2 separate regions of the Homo sapiens genome follow, and region 2 is linked to region 1. Evidence: chromatin loops called from intact Hi-C (ENCODE). Cell type or tissue: PC-9. All regions are shown on one strand. Each heading gives the region's core, and the rest is flanking DNA. Links, peaks and the distances in the headings are about the cores only. Region 1 overlaps ARHGEF10L (Rho guanine nucleotide exchange factor 10 like). Region 2 overlaps ARHGEF10L (Rho guanine nucleotide exchange factor 10 like).

Region 1 (8,321 bases), core at 209-8,208:
CAGGCTGCCACAGCCCACGGTGGTGCTCTCTCTCCCCACTTCCCTCCCAGTTGACCGGTTCACTTTCCCCGCCCTGGAAGAGGATGTGATTTATGACGACGTCCCCTGCGAGAGCCCAGATGCGCATCAGCCCGGTATGATGTCTGCAGTGCTTCCCTGTTTCTCTTGGGGACAGGGGAGGGAGGCTGGGACTGGGGAGGGTTGTCTCTTTCCGTTTCCTTCTGTCCCCACCTGGCCAAGTGCCCCTCCTTCTTGTCTTTAGAAACAACTGTAGTCATCGGGGAGAATCTGGAGATGGCTGAGGGCGTGGCCACCGGGGCCGGGCAGGGCTTGGGCATCATGGGCAGGGCCATGCTCCGGCTATGGGTCCCCGGGCAGGTAATCACCTTTCTAAGCCTTGGTTCCTCCTTCAGGAAAATGGGGCCATACCCCAGGCTTTCTGGGGCTGTTGGGGAAGACGACAGACTGTTACACTCAAAGGGTGAAGCAGATAAAGCTTTGCAAAGCCCTGCGCCCTGCTCTGGGTTGAGGGCTGAGGTGGGCAGGCAGGCAGGCGATTGTGGCCGCAGAAGGGAGATGGGGCGGGCCTGGGGCGAGTCTTGCTGGAACTCACCTGATGGAAGAGAGGACTGTTCATTGGCAATTAACAGGAAGAGCCGTCTTTGCTTGGACACGTTAGGCCAAGCATATTTTCAATCATGTAATGGCTTCAAGACTTTGGGATGTTACCTTCTCATTTTACAGACAAGGGAACGGCAGAGGCAGGGCTAGGATTTGAATGTGGGTCATTCTGACCCCCAGTTCAATGCTCTGTCCCCTACCCCAGGAGGATTTCTGTGGCATTTTGTGACAGATGAGGCACATTTGATCCCACTGATCCCACGACCCCTTGAGGTCAGCAGGGCCAGGCTTATTTATGGCTCCCATGATGAAGAGGTTAAATCACCAGCCCCAGAGTACACAGCCAGGATTTGAACAGCGACTTCTTTTCCTACTATGCGATTCTTCCTGTTTTCAGGGGCTCTCCGTCCAATGGGGAAGCACAGCCCCTGCTTTTGAGGAGCTCCGAGTCTGATGGGGCAGCTCTAACCATCCTTGAGCAGCACAGAGCGCAATGGGAGAGACACACAGACAACACGGCAAGGCCCGAGGGCCCCAGAGCCACACTCCTGACTCCTGTCTCAGGAACGGGGACACCTGGGCCAAGGATATGCTTATCCCTTTAGCAAGCCTGGGATGTGCTTGGAGCACATTTTCCTGTTTGTAGCTCACTTGAGTCCAGGGAGCAATGGATTCCCACTGTATTAGGAGGCAAAGGAGTCTCAGAAAAGTCCCAGAGCTGGGAGGTCTGAGCGGCTGAGGGGCCTCAGTTGTTGTTTAACCCATTTGGCCTATTTCCCACCTGAATTCAATCAAGTCACTAAGTCCCTGGCTCCTGTCTTCACTGTCCTCAGGGTCTGGGAGGATGTGGCATGTTCATGGCCTGGGTGTCACACAGCCTGTGTTTGCACCCTAGCTCTGAGCCTGCAAATGGGGACCACAGTACCCACCCCAGGATCCCCATATGCTGGGCTGTGGGAGGATCATTTGTGACAAGGCTGCACAAAGCTCAGTGCAGGGTGGAGTTTTGGAGATGCTTTTCACACAGGGCCACTGTTGCTGTTGTTGTTAGTGTTATGCCTGCCGAGGGTCCCAGCACTGGCCTGCCTGGGGCTGATGTGGGCTCAGCAGAAGCTTGGAGAGGAGCTCGGGCCAGCTCTGCCATTGATTTGGGCACAGGGCTTTGTGCCTTTGTGCCTTGGCTTCTTCACATAAAGCAGGAAAATCCCCAGCTCACAGGCCTTTGGGGAGGGTCACACGGGGTCCTGACCAATCTCTCTGGGCCTCAGTTGACCCATCTGTAGAACTGGGGCAATAATAGCCAGTCCTAGGGTGGTAGCGTAGATTCCATGAGGTAATTGATGAGGACACTGAGCAGGAAGCATGAGGGGACCCTTATGTGGTCCCTGAAAGCTGAGGAGTTGGCCCTCGGGCTGCACACAGGCACAAGAGTTCTGTGACTCTGTCTCCACTGGAGAGGATATTTCTATATGTGTAGATGGCGGGGACTTCAACGGAAGGTGGTACAGAACCCTGGCCCCGTTCACTGTCTTACTGTGGCCAGCCACATCTCTCCCATCTGTCTAATAGGAGGAGTGATCATTCACACCCTGCTGTCTGCACAGGGCCGCTGGGAGCCGTGGCACACCGAGGATGGAGGTGGTTGGGTGCACGGCTCAGCCCTGTGGAGGCGTGGACCTGCCACATGCTGCCAGGGTTCCTCCTCAGGGCTACCCTGAGAACTCTGCCTCTTTGGCCACTAGTTCAGGGGCCTCCACTGCAATAACAGGACAATCAGCCTGGCCTTCTGAAGGTCGCAGCTGCTCCACTCTCTAAAGACATTAGTTACTATTATCTTTTGCTTAAAAATAGCCTCATGTTCCCTCCTGGTTCTGGGACCCGTCTCCCACTAAGCTTTGGCACATCTGTTTTGTTCTTTGGCTGACACTCTTGCCCCCAACCTCTCGCACCCCACCTTTCCTGTGGGGTGAAGCTGGGGGGCCCTGGGTCTATGGACTGACACCCAAGCTCCCCCAGAGCCACCATGAGTGACGGCCTACTGCTCTCAGCCGAGTGCGTGCTATGTGTCAGGCACTTTGCCAAGAGCTCCGTGCCTGTTTTATTTACTCAACTTGTCCACTTATTATTAGCCACATTTTGCAGAGAGGTCTCTGATGACCAAAGCTCGCAGTTTTTCAGCACAGTCGTTTCTGAGCAGATTTCTTTTCTTCTTCTTCTTCTTCTTTTTTTTTTTGAGATGTTGTCTCTCTCTGTCACCCAGGCTGGAGTTCAGTGGCACGGTCTCGGCTCACTGCAGCTTCCGCCTCCCGGGTTCAAGCAATTCTCCTGCCTCAGCCTCCTGAGTAGCTGGGACTACAGGTGCGTGCCACCACACCCGGCTAGTTTTTGTATTTTTAGTAGAGATGGGGTTTCATCATGTTGGCCAGGCTGGTCTTGAACTCCTGACCTCAGGCGATCCACCCATCTCAGCCTCCCAAAGTGGTGGGATTACAGGTGTGAGCCACCGCGACCAGTCAGATTCCTTTTTTTTTTTTTTTAAAAAAACACAAAAACAAAAAAACCCTTCCCAATGCTATATTTCTTCTGTGATGACAAAAGCATTTTCATCTTCATGTACTTTTTGGCGTCTGACCCCAGTTTCATGAGGTCTGCAGTTCTCCAGGTAACAGATGAAGAAATGAAACCCAGTGGGGCAAAGGGCCTTGCCCAAGATCCCCCAGTGACGGAGCTGGGGCTGGGACCCTGTGTTCCGGCCTCGGGACAGTGGCTTTCCCACCTCAGGCTTCAAGTGGCATCTCATAGCCGAGTTGAATGGGCCCCACGAGTGCCCTGGCCCTTGTGGGACCTGTCCCTCCAGACTCTTAGCTTTTTGTCCCCAAGTTTTCAGTCCAAGGCATTTCCCGCAGGCTTAGGAAGGAAAGGAGCTCCTGGACTCTGGGCCAGCTGCGCCCCCTACTGGAAGATCCCAGGCTGCACGTGAAGTCAGATTTGGGGTGAGGAGCCCTGAGGCCCCAACAATCTCTGTTTCATTCCTGAGGATGCTGAGGGCCTGAGCCAGGACTTGGCTCCGGGTCTTCTCTTTTCCAGTAAGAAACAGGCCACGTGTGGTGGCTCGGCTGGGTGTGGTGGCTCACGCCTGTAACCCTGGCACTTTGGGAGGCCGTGGCAGGAGGATCACTTGAGTCCAGGAGCTCAAGACCAGCCTGGGCAACATAACAAGACTCCGTCTCTACAAAAAATTAAAAAATTAGCTGGGTGTGATGGTGCACACCTGTAGTCCCGGCTACCTGGGAAGCTGAGATAGGAGGATCTCTTGAGCCCAGGAGTTTGAGGCCACAGTGAGCTATGATTGTACCACTGCACTCCAGCCTGGGCGAGACAATGAGACCCTGTCTCTAAAACAAAATTGCCAAGGAGGCTCACAATGAGCGCTGAGACCATACAAAAGCAGTGCTGGGAGCAAAAGGAAGTGAGCGGGCTTGTGCACGTCTGACCCATTTCTTGGGTTTTCCCCATTTTCTCAGGCCCTCCTTGCCCTACGAGGGGGAAAATGTATTATCATCTTCGTTTCATGGTTGAGGAGGTAGAGCTGGAGCCCCAGGGCCCCCATGTTCTCCCTGACCCCCCCTCGCCCCACCTGGGTTCAGAAATTGGGTCTGAGGCTGGAAGTCTGGTAGGCTTGGCCTCAGGGCCTGGGCTCACCGGCTGCCGCTTGGCCAGCAGGGGCAGAGAGGAACCTGCTCTACGAGGATGCGCACCGGGCTGGGGCCCCTCGGCAGGCGGAGGACCTAGGCTGGAGCTCCAGTGAGTTCGAGAGCTACAGCGAGGACTCGGGGGAGGAGGCCAAGCCGGAGGTCGAGGTCGAGCCCGCCAAGCACCGAGTGTCCTTCCAGCCCAAGGTGAGGGGACCGGGGGTGTCGCTCACCTCAGTCAGGGCACGGAGACCCCTTCAGGGAGGGAGGGAGGGAGGGAGCTGGGTAGTGAGGGCCAGGCCTAGGACTCACGTCTGGGTCCCAGGGATTCCCGGGTATGTGTGGTGAGAGGGGAGCCAGAAGCCCAGGTCATCCCGAAACAGGAGGTGACTCGTAGACATTGCTGTTGGCAGCCCTAAGCCCGGGATGGGCATGGCTGGTACCTGGCACAGGTGCTCCCCCCACCCCCTTGCTATGGCAGACCTGGTCAATTGATCCTGATGCTCACGGGCTCAGACTGGGCTTCAGAGTCCTCTCAACGCCGCACTCCAGGTAGCCCAGCCACTTGCTTAGAGGTGGAGCCTGGATCAGATCCACTTGCTCTCCCCGCCTTCTGGGACTGATGCTCAGACCAGGCCTCAGCCCGCGCAGTCCTCTCTGCTCTGGGGCAGTGGAGAGTGGGGGCTGCTGTGGCTAAGCCAGAGCGGCCTGGAAGCCTTCTCTCCAGGGCCTCACACGGTGCCATCCATGCATTCAGCTTTCCTCGTGTTTCTGCCTGGAGTAGAGACCATTCTGCTTATTTCCTGGAGGGGAGCCCCTGAGGCTGTGAGGGGGATAGGTCATCTGGTTCCTTCTTTCCCATGGCACCCATGCTCCTTCCCTGTTGTTCTGCGGAAGCCACCAAGAGGCAGTGTCTGTCCGTGCTGAGATTTGCAGTTTCATGGGGACAGCTTCTTACAGGCCCTGACTGAGCAGAGGGGATGGCGTCCCTCTCAGGCTACTTTTATGTTTATTTTTATTAATTATTCTTTTGAGGCAGAGTCTCACTCTTTCGCCCAGGCTGGAGTACAGTGGCCCTATCTCGGCTCACTGTACCCTCTGTTTCCTGGGTTCAAGCAATTTTCTGCTTCAGCCTCCCAGGTAGCTGGGATTACAGGCGTGCACCATCATGCCTGGCTAATTTTTGTATTTTTGTAGAGATGGGGTTTCGTCATGTTGCCCAGGCTGGTCTCAAACTCCTGGCCTCAAGTGATCCACCTGCCTCGGCCTCCTAAAGTGCTGGGATTACAGGTGTGAGCCACCATGCCCAGCCTCAAGCTCCTTTTAAAAGATGTAGCGGGGCGGGAGAGCTCCACCTGGGGCCATTCCTGCATGGGCAGGGTGGGGACAAGAGAGGGGACTTTCCCAGTGCCTCCCACCTTTTCTGGGCTTGGGGGATCCACTCTGGGAGAGGCATGCTGGCCGGAGGAACACCCACACCTGAGTCCTCAGGCAGCCATTCCTCAGACCAAGATGGGCTCCCTGAGTCCTGAGCAAGCCTGGGACTGAGCAGGTCTCTCTCAGCCTGCTGTTTCCAGGGATGGGCCTCCAGGGGTGGGCTGTGGAAAACAGCCTTAATGTCTTGCTAGCCAAAAAGCGAAGCATTTACAACACCTACTGTGTGCCTAGTCCATATCTTCAGTTGTGGGACGGGATACATTGGAACAGGAAGACCTAATCTGTGCTCAGTGAACCTTTACGGTCCATAGGAGACACTGAATGGGAAACAGTTTGTCAAAAATGAACACAAAATGCTGGTCATCATGATCAGTGTGGTACAATTTTCAAAGCTAAACTATCATGCCCTTCAAAACATAATGAAGACAAAAATGCCTTTACGTAAACATGAGCCTGTGTCCAGCCTGGCTGTGTGCCTGACAGGGGTAGGGACTGATGAGACCAATCAGAGACGCCTCTGAGAGCGGTGAGTTGGAGCTGGGCTTAGGAGCTAGAGGAGACAGGACAGGTGATCCAGGCTGGAGGAGCGGCCCAGGCAGAAGCCCAGGAACAGCTCGTTGCTGCTTCCTGCAGTTCAGAAGGGGCAGCATGCACTGCTTTAGGGAAGGGGGCTTTGGTTATGAAGCCCCCACTCCCCCCAGTAGCCTCTCCATATGGCAGGACCCGTGCGTCCCAGCCCTGCTCTGGGCAGTGTGACCAGATGGGGCTCTCGAGTCCTGGCCCAGCCTTTTAGCCTCAGCCTCTGGCGTTCCTCCTCCTCTCCCATGTTGTCCCCGGCCCTCTTGCTGGGACTGGGAGGAAACCATGCGTGTCTCTCAGAGGGAAGGAGGGATGACAATGCTGAATTCAGGCTTTCCAGCGGTGGTCCCCATGCTTCCACGGGCATCAGAACCACATGGGTAACTGATTGAATCACAGATGCCAGGGCCTCACCAGGGACTCTGATTCAGGGGTTGGGTGGGGCCCGGTAATCTGCCTTTTAAGCAGCTCTCTGCCCCCAGGGGGTATAAGGGGCCCACAGAGCACTCCAAGAAATGCTGGGCTGTACTCACCATGGCCTGGCCCTGGGACCTCTGGGGGCTGCCTGTGAGCTCGTGTCCCTCACACTCTCAGGCTGGGGGCTTTGGACCCTTCCTCAGCAGAAAAACTATGTGGCACAGTTGTTGGGATTTCTAACCACTTGGAGTTTTTCTCTGGCCGTGGCCAAGGCCCACCTGCTCGCTGATCAGCAGGCTCCTAGGGAGACAGGAGGTTGCGGAGGGCTTTTCCTCTGGTACCCACTTCTGCCAGGGACTCTACTGAGCCTGCCTGTGGTGCTTCACCCTCCTGAGCTGCTTGGGGCGCACCTGCTCACCCGCTGGCATTGCAGCAGCTGCATGTTTTAGGGCCACTGCTGCTTGGCTATGTGCTGTGTGTGCTGTGGGCACAAGCTGACAGCAGGGGTCTGGGGATGTGTTTTGTCCTGTTCTTGGAGACTGACCATGGCCAGGCACCCTGCCCAGCTGCAAGAGAACTAATGGAACCCCTTCTTCAGAGATCCGAAGAGGCCGTCCCTAGGCAGGTGGACTCTTGCCAAAAAAAGTGACCATGGGGTCTGTAGAGGGGCACGGACCCAAGTGGAAGCAGCTGCCTCATCCTGTTATGTGAACAAGTGGTCCTGCTGGTGCCAATCCAGGATCTGTGGTTTTTTTTTTTTCCAGTTGTGGGATGGATTGCATTGAACTCTCCCACTCTCCAGTGGTGACCTCTTTGAAATCAAGGTCTCTGATCCAGCTGGACGGGGACTGGGCAGAACTCATGGATTCATTACAGAAACGCCAGCCCTGGCCCAGCCTGGTCTACCCCCTGCTCTGATCTGGCCAACTCAGCAAGTGGCCTCTGATCCTAACATTTCCTAGTTCTTCTGACCCTGAGAGAAGTGATGGAGCACCAGAAGGCCCAGGGGCTTTATGGTTTTATTATGTGAAACTATTTTATGGATGAACAGGACTCAGGTCAAACCCCAAACTCCTCAGTTTTTTGGGAGTCTGGGTAGCTCTCAGAGGGACCCCTGTCCTGCATGCATACTTCTTTGCATAACAATATTGAACATTTGCCTAGAATGGTACACTTTACAAAGCAGTGTCATTTAATTTTCCCAGTACCCTAAGTGGTCAGTATTATTGTCCTTAAGATTCTCATTTTGTTGATCAGAAAACCTGTGTGAAGCTCAGAGAGACTTAAATGATGTAGAATGCAATATCACAGGTGCCTCATCTGTCTGTATATCCATCCATCCATCCATCCATCCATCCATCCATCCATCCATCCACTCATCCATTCACCCATCCAACAAATATTGAGCACTTGCAATTTAAAAGATAATAATGGCTTCCATTTTTTGAATACTTAATAAGCTCTGGGCTTTGCATGTACATTTAATTTTCTCAACAACCCTATGCAGTAGCTACTATTATGGCCACTTTACCAGTGAGGAAGCTGCAGCTCAGGTAAAGAGACTTCTCTAGCTAG
Region 2 (8,321 bases), core at 5-8,004, 54 kb before region 1:
CTGTTTAGGAGGGTGTGGAAGAGGCCATGTTAGTTAGGACTGTTACTCTAGGTGCAAAAGGAAACCATCGGAGGTTTGTTTTCCACTTCCCATAAATACCTTTACTAATGAAATATAGTTCCAAGATTCCAGCTAGTAAAAACTCTGTTAAGAAATTCACCTTTTTCCAATAATTTATTCAAAAATAATTTACCAAGTGCCTATGATGTGGAAGCACTTGACTCAGTGCTGTGGGGTGATGGATGGGTACAAAGATATGGTGAAGTTTTACGCTCCAATAACCCATGGTCCAGCAAACAAGACTACGAACATTTGCAGGGTCAAGGGCAGGGAGGGACTGATTTACCTTTGCAAAAGATCCCATGTCTGCTGGGAGGAGAACTGGCTGTAGAGAGCCAGGGTGGAGGGGTGGAGCTGGGAACCAGAGGAAAGGCAAGGAAAGGTTCCCATTTGGCAGTGGAATAGGAGAAAAGTCTGGGGTTTGGGTTATATATCAGCTGGAATCAACTGGAATTTCTGGTGGATTGTACACAGGGGTGAGGGAAAGAGAAGAACTGAGCATGACTTCTAGATTCTTCTTTTGAGTCTCTGAGTGAGTGGTGGTGTCATGAAAGGAGACGGTTAAGAGGGAGTGAGGAGCATGGCTTTTGGAGAAACCAAGGGTTAGGTTTGGGGCAGGTTCACATTGAAAGGCTGGTTAGAAGTCCAAGGGGGTAGGCCGGGCACAGTGGCTCACGCCTGTAATCCCAGCACTTTGGGAGGCCAAGGCGGGAGGATCACTTGAGGTTGGGAGTTTGAGACCAGCCTGGGCAACAAGGTGAAACCCCATCTCTACTGAAAATACAAAAATTAGCCAGGTGTGGTGGCGGGCGCCTGTAATCCCAGCTACTCAGGGGCTGAGGCAGGAGAATTGCTCGAACCCAGGAGGGTGGAGGTTGCAGTGAGCTGAGACTGTGCCATTGCAGTATAGTGTGGGCAACGAGAGTGAAACTCCATCTCAAAAACGAAAAAAAAAAAGCCAAAAAACCCCAAAGAAGTCCAAGGGGGTAGTGAGGGCCTCTGGGCTGGAGATGCAAACTTGGGCATCCTTAACATATAAAGGGGACAGGTGTGACCACCCAGAGAGACAATTCAGAGGAGAGATCCCTCCACAGGGAGGTGAGCTCTGGGAGCTCTTATATTTATAGTCTGGTGGAGGAGGAGGAGCCAGGGCAGGCAGCCTGGGAGCTAGGGGAAGATGGGTGCAAGGAACTTACCTTTAGTGCCAGGTGCTGAACTAAACACCTGGGGAGGATCGGCCCCTGGTCCTCACGATAAGTCTGTGAGGTGCAGGTGCTATTAAGCGTCTCACCTTATCGAAGCGGAAAGAGGCCCGGAGGTGACCCAGTGCACCTGCCAGCAGGTGCACGACTGTGTAGGGAGTGAGGATTCACACCAAGGGGGGCAGTCCACCTCGTTTGCCCACGGCATTCCCGTGTTGCAGAGGAGGATTCCAAAGCTTGTGGTTTTGTTCATTTGTTTTCATTTGTCTGTCCTTGCATTCCTCTCCTCCCAACACATATTTACTAAGCACCTACTGAATGCTGTGCACTGGGCAAGGAACTGGAGATTCCAAGATGAGTAAGGTGTGGCGCCCCTTAATCTGGTGAGGGAGGTGGATGGGCAACAGCTGAAGGGTGGGCGGTGCCTGATGCAGGTGGAGGGACTCCGAGGAGGCTTCCCAGGGGAGTGTCCAAGCCAAGCAGTGGAAAAGGCAGAGTTAGGTCAGGAAGCAGGAGGCATCCAGGCATGTGCCAAGGCTCAGGGGAGGGAATAGCAGGGCCATGTCAGGGAGGGTGCAGGAGGGTGCTGCTCAGGAGCTCTGTCCATTGTACTAGGGGCTTGTACTTTATCTTGTGGGCCCTGCGAGCCAGTCAACTGTTTCAAGCTAGGGGATGACGGGATTAGAACTTTTTGTTTGGGGTAGAGATTGGGCTGCAAGGGACAGAAGAGTTACCAGGGAGAGCTTTCAAGGCTGTTAAAAGGCTCTCGATTCCTAGGTCATTCTCTGAACCCTGCTGCTTCCTTACTCCTTCCCAAATTCTGCTCATTTTTCTCTTCCAAAAAGATTTCCGAGTCAGAGAGGTTAAGCAACTTGCCTGAGGTCTCCCAGCGTGCCAGGTCATCCAGGCTGGGACTGGTCTTCTAACTAAAACAACCACAGTCCCAGGGGTGGAAGCGGATGGTGAGTAACCCCAGGGAGCGGCTCACTGGAGGCTTGAGTTGAAGGTCACCGTCCACAGTCCCCGTGTGGCTTTAAACATTGCCTTTTTGCAGTCTCAGAGAACAGTTGGTGCTTCTGGGCAGGAGGAGCTGGGCTGCTGCTGGGAGCCAGGGCTGGGGCTTTCCCAGAGCTGCACGGGTTATTTAAGCAGTTTCCTGGGCATCTGCTTCCTCCCCAATGAGTGATGGGAAAACTCCATGGGGCTGGTGCAGGATTTGATTAACAGGTCACATGAGGCCAGTGAGGGAGGCAGTCCCTGCTGGGAAGGGCAGATGCCAGGCAGAGGGCGAGGGGAGGGGGAGATGGGGAGCACTTCCCAGAGCCCTGTGCTATGAGCTCTGTCACTTTGGGCAGGTGTCTCACCTCTCTGCAGTCTTGGTTCCCTCGCCTGTAGAGATAATATGAAATGTGACCAATAGGACTGAAGTAATAACCAGTGTCCACTGTAGGCCTGAAGTGTGCCAGGTACCACGCATGATCTTGTTTCAATCTATCTTTTTTTTTTCTTTTGAGATAGAATCTCACTGTGTCACCCGGCTGCAGTGCAGTGGCATGTTCTTGGCTCACTGCAACCTCTGCTTCCCGGGTTCAAGTGATTCTCCTGCCTCAGCCTCCCAAGTAGTTGGGACTACAGGTGCATGCTACCACAGCTGGCTAATTTTCGTTTTTTTTTTTTTTTTTTTTTTTTTTTTTTTTAGTAGATACAGGGTTTCACCATATCAGCCAGGCTGGTCTCAAACTCCTGACCTCCAGTAATCTGCTCCCCTCAGCCTCCCAAAGTGCTGGGGTTACAGGCGTGAGCCACCGTGTCCAGCCTCTTGTTTCAATCCCTTGTCATCTTGTGAGCTATGGATGGTCATTATCTTCATTTTATAGATGACACAGCTAAGGAACAGAAAGGGTAGATATTTTGTCCCAGGTCACACAGCTAGTAAATGGCAGAATTTGAACCTGACCCTCTAACTCTGGAGCCCTCCCCTGAAATCCCTGTGGTCCCCCTTCAAACTTTGTTCAGCTGAGCATGAGTCCCTTCCTTGGCAAATCACTTGATAGGATCCTGTGGGGCACTAGCATTCTGCCCACTTGACTTTGGGACACCCCAGTCCCTACAACCCCTTAAGTTTTATCACGAAGACTTGGAGCTCCAGTGGGCCTCAGCCCCTGGCTCATCATCTTTCAGCCAAGTGGGGCAGACCCGGGACCAGAACCCCAGCATCCCAGACTCCTGGCCTTCTGCTCCTTTCACTCCTCCAGGGCCTCAGAGGGGGACTGGACTGGGAGCCAGTTGCCTGGGTTCTAATCCCACTTCTTCCTTGGACCAGCCAGAAGAGCTTGGGCAACATTTCACTTTGCCCCCTGCCTTTACCCTAAGCCTCAGTTTCCTCTTCTGTGAGATGGGTAGATTGAGAATCTAGAATCTCTACCAATTCTAATAATTCATAAGTGTAAGATTTCAGGTTTCTATCTAGGAATCTGTAAGAGTCAAACATTTGCCACCTTTTTCTACTTCCTGTCCTCTATTGCCTGTGGGACTCGAGGAGACTGAGATGAGGAAACAATTCAGTGAACCCTCTATAGTTTGACACACTGTAGTTTGAGGGTGGTGGCTCATGCCTGTAATCCCAGCACTTTGGGAGGCTGAGGTGGGAGTGTCGCTTGAGCCCTGGAGTTCAAGACCAGCCTGGGCAACATAGTGAGACCCCATCTTTAAAAAAAAGCCAAAAAACAAAAATTAGCCAGGCATGATGGTGGGCACCTGTAGTCCCAGCTACTCAGGAGGCTGAGGCGGAAAGATGGCTTGAGCCCAGGAGGTTGAGGCTGCAGTGAGCTATGATGGCACCACTGCACTCCAGCCTGGGCAGCAGAGTGAGACCCTGTCTCTAAAAAATAAAAAATATATAGCTTAATAGCAGCGTATGATGACGACTATCACTTGAGTACCACTGGGTGCCAGGCACTGTGCTGGCTGCATCATGAATTATTTTTTTGCCTACTCAACAGGGAGGCGAGTATGATTAGCTCCATGTTAAATGTGAGAACTGAGACACAAAACGTTTAGCTAACTTTCCCAAGGGTCAAGTGATTGCATGACCTGTATATGAAAGCTGGACTTCAAAGACCAGAGGAAGTGCAGAGGATACGTTTGCTAGGTGCTTCCTTGTGGGGGTGGGTACGGCCTCTCTACCTCACGTCCCATCACTTGGAGCTCTCTGCAAAACCCGTTCTCCCGGGCCCTAGATGCAAAAATCCACCCAGTTCATCCGCCCTTGAGAAATGATGTTGAGTCAGATCTGGAAACACTAAATGGGTGAGTCACAGTGAGGATGGTGAGGGGCTGGGCAGGGAGGAACAGTGCTTAGCCCACCATTGGCCAGAGCTCAGCCTTGCCAAGGAGCCCAGCCCAGGGGGCAGGCCTCAGCTATTTACAGAGAAGGGGACTTGGGAGCAGAGAGAGGATGCGGCTGGCAGGGAGGGAGACAGAGGAGCTGAGGGTCAGACAGCAGAGCTAGAAGAGTTTTCAGGGATCATCTAGTCCACACATAGGACATCTCAGTCCCAGAGAGGGGCTGGGACTTACCCTAGGTCACACAGCCCATGATGCCAGACCCAGCAATAGAAGGGGATTTTGGGAGGCTGAATCCTCAGCCTCCCTCCCTCCCTCCTTTCCTTCCTTCCTTTTTTTTTTTTTTTTTTTTTTGACAGGGTCTTGCTCTGTCGCCCAGGCTGGAACACAGTGGCATGATTACAGCTCACTGCAGCCTTGATTTCCTGGGCTCAGGTGATCCTTCAACCCACCTCAGCGTACCGAGTAACTGGAGCTACAGGCACATGCCAACATGCTAAGCTAGTTTTTGCATTTTTTTGTAGAGATGGGGTTTTGCCACGTTGCCCAGGCTGGTCTCAAACTCCTGCGTTCAAGCGGTCTTTCTGCCTTGGCCTCCCAAAGTGCCTGGATTAGAGGCATGAGCCACTGTGCCCGACCCTGGCCACTTTCATGGGCATGACTTTCTGACCAGGCACTATGCTGTTTGCCTTCTCTTTCTCCAATCAGGAGAACAAGAACAAACAGCAACAATAATAAAGGAATCATCTTGCTAAATCCTAAGCATGTGTGTTGCCAATATGGGTAGACTGTACCCAAGTCCCACCTCCTCCTCTTCCTAGGTGGATGACTCTGGGCAAGGCACGTTACTCCTCTTAGCCTCCAAGTTCCTTTAGCTGCGTCATGGTTTAAGCAGATTCTGAAATTGCAGCACTTCTCAGTGCCTTTAACATGTGGAGTATTGTTATTCTCCAGCAGGGAGACTTCTGCTGTGGTTTTCCATTGTTCTTTGAGTATTGAATGCTTTTTTTTTTCTCCCAATGAGCACCTATTGACATATTTCAGGGCACAGATGTTTCCCCAAATATACAGATTGACAACACTGGTGTCAGTGGTTTGTCAGGACTGTTTAAACTACTTTTTTTTTTTTTTGAGATAGTCTTGCTCTGTCTCCTAGGTTGGAGTGTAATGGCATGATCTCAGCTCATTGCAACCTCTGCCTCCTGGATTAAATGCTTTCTTAGCCTCTCAAGCAGCTGGGATTACAGGTGCACACCACCATGCCCAGATAACTTTGTATTTTTAGTAGAGACGGGGTTTCTCCATGTTGGTCAGGCTGGTCTTGAACTCCTGACCTCAGGTGATCCACCCACCTTGGCCTCCCAAAGTGCTGGGATTACAGGTGTGAACCACCACGCCTGGCCTGTTTAAGCTTTTAAACTCAGACACTGTGGACTGATTATGGAGTTTTGGGGGACACATCTACTGAGCTGTGACAGTCAACCCCCCTCTGGGGTCAGGAGCACCATAACCATGCCCCACCTGCATCTGTTCTTGCTTCTTTCTGTCGTGTCCCTTCTACCCTGGAGCACCCATTGCTTTACAGCGGGAGCCTTCCTGGGAGGAAGGTCAGGCTCCTGTAATTGGAACCACCCTGCCTTTGTGGGGCAGGAAGACTGGCTGAGATGTCTTGGGCAGCAGCAGCTGCCCTACAAAGGCTCTTCCCAGGGACGCTGGCTCACCTGGGAGCATATTTGGAGGCAAAGAGGATGGCGAGGGAGAAGCAGAGACTCCCAATTAGGTTAGGGCAGCCTGGGAGCACGGGGTTGAGCCTGGGAGCACGGGGGTGGGCCTGGGAACACAGGGATGAGCCTGGGAGCATGGGGGGGGCCTGGAAACACAGGGGGGCCTGGGAGCATATGGGGGGCCTGGGAGCATTGGGGGAGGCTGGGAGCCCGGAGAGGGGCCTGGGAGCACAGGGGGAGGCTGGGAGCACGGAGGTGAGCCTGGGAGCATAGAGGTGGGCCTGGGAGCATGGCGGCGGGGGGGGGGCCTGGGAGCACAGGGCGGGCCTGGGAGCACGGGGGTGGGCCTGGGAGCATGGGGGTAAGCTTGGCTCTGTCATTCACCCTTTTATGACCTTGGGCAAGGCACAGTCCTCTCTGGGCCTCAGTTTCCTCATCTGTGAAATGAAGGCCTGGGCTTAGTGATTTGTTGATTGCCTTCAGGGCTGACGTTCTGTGAACTGAGTAATGGAGGAATAGGTACATTTCGTACCTTTTGGCCACACCCTGGTTTGCTGGGTTTCTTGGGGTCCACCAAGGCTTGCCCCATCAGGAACTTTTCTCTCTCAGAAGGCGCAGTGTGTGCGAAGGTGCTGGAGACTGGCAGGTGGCCTAAGCACCCTGGGAACTGAGAGCTAGTAATTCTCATATGTTAATGTGAGCCAGGGTCACCCAGACAAGCCTGCTAAGAAGGCAGATTCTTGGGCCTCATCCCAAGAGACTCTAGTATTATAGGTTGGTATCAGGAGCTTAGCATCTGCATTTAAAAGAAGCCTCCCGTTCACTCAGGTGACTCTGAAGTCAGTAGTTCAAGGACCACTTTTTGAAAAAGGCCGTTAGACTCTTTGAGCCTTAGGAAAGGCTGGGCACAGCGGCACTTGCCTATAGTCCCAGCTAATCAGGAGGCTAACGCAGGAGGATCACTTGAGTCCAGGAGTAAGAGGTGCAATATGCTGTGATTGTGCTTGTGAATAGCTACTGCCCTCCAGTTCGGACAACATAGCAAGACTCCATCTCTTAAAAAAAAAAAAAAAAAAAGAAAATGTGGCCAAGTGCAGTGGCTCAGGCCTATAATCCCAGCACTTTGGGACACTGAGGTGGATGGATCACTTGAGATCAGGAGTTTGAGACCAGCCTGGGCAACATGGTGAAACCTTGTCTCTACTAAAAATACGAAAATTAGCTGGGTGTGGTGGCATGCACCTGTAATCCCAGCTACTCAGGAGGCTGAGGCAGGAGAATTGCTTGAACCCAGGAGGGGGAGGTTGCAGTGAGGCAAGATTGTGCCATTGCACTCCAGCCTGGGTGACACAGCCAGACTCCATCTCAAAAAAAAAAAAACAAAAAAAACCAAAAAAAACAAAAAGAAAATGCGTAGGAACATGCTAACCTTTTGGGGTTGGTGACGGGCTCTGTGTTGGATGCCCTCACCTGCAGTATCAGCCTTCAAGAGCTAGTGACTCCTCTTCCCACACACTGGTGTGTCCCAAACCTGGCTGATTGTCAGAATTGCCAGGAAGCTTTTGAACAAAATAGGAATTCCTGAGCCTCATCCTTAGAGATTCTGAAGCAGCAGATCTCGGCTGGGACCGCGGAATCCCCATGTTTGAAAAGCTTCTCAGGTCTTTTGTTAATTTATCATTCGTTCGACAAGTATGTCTCGAGGCCTGTGATGGAATGGCCTAGGCCCAGGGGAAGATGGCCTAGGTCCGGGGAAGGACTCATGTAATTGTAAGGCCAGACACAGTCTCGGACATTATGTCACCTGCTCTATGGCTTGGTAAAGGAGACAGACGGTGATTACATAGGGATGATTGGCCAGGCTGGGGAAACACGTAGCAAGGAAATGGTTGGGTCAGACTAAATACTTGGGGTAAAGCTAGGATTCCTGGGTTGCTGAGCTCCAGTAAATTCCACACTGAAATAGAGCCCTGGGCACAGTGTCCTCTGA

What was found. Hi-C counts contacts between places; a loop is a spot of excess contacts. Peaks named below come from ENCODE experiments on the same cell type or tissue, not always from the same donor. Only the 100,000 strongest peaks of a DNase experiment are listed, where the experiment ranks them.
Region 2: it touches region 1 in a loop (2.5-fold over the local background); 11 of 110 quality-filtered maps call a loop at or near these places.

The regions. Positions count from the first base shown.
Region 1 is chr1:17,603,458-17,611,778 of GRCh38, forward strand. ARHGEF10L (Rho guanine nucleotide exchange factor 10 like) reads left to right here. Exons shown (of 29, transcript NM_018125.4): 6 at 51-134; 7 at 4,345-4,520. Among named protein-coding and RNA genes, the nearest start is that of ARHGEF10L, 68 kb to the left of the region's middle. RefSeq lists enhancers at 4,429-4,957, 6,856-7,357. In PC-9, for the core only: CTCF peaks have their summits at 3,589 (motif pointing left) and 3,795; no DNase peak of the experiment used is centred there.
Region 2 is chr1:17,549,645-17,557,965 of GRCh38, forward strand. All of the region lies in intron 1 of ARHGEF10L (Rho guanine nucleotide exchange factor 10 like), which reads left to right. Among named protein-coding and RNA genes, the nearest start is that of ARHGEF10L, 14 kb to the left of the region's middle. RefSeq lists a silencer at 4,370-4,664. In PC-9, for the core only: no CTCF peak of the experiment used is centred there; DNase peaks (open chromatin) are centred at 1,497, 2,247 and 4,507; H3K27ac peaks cover 6,349 bases.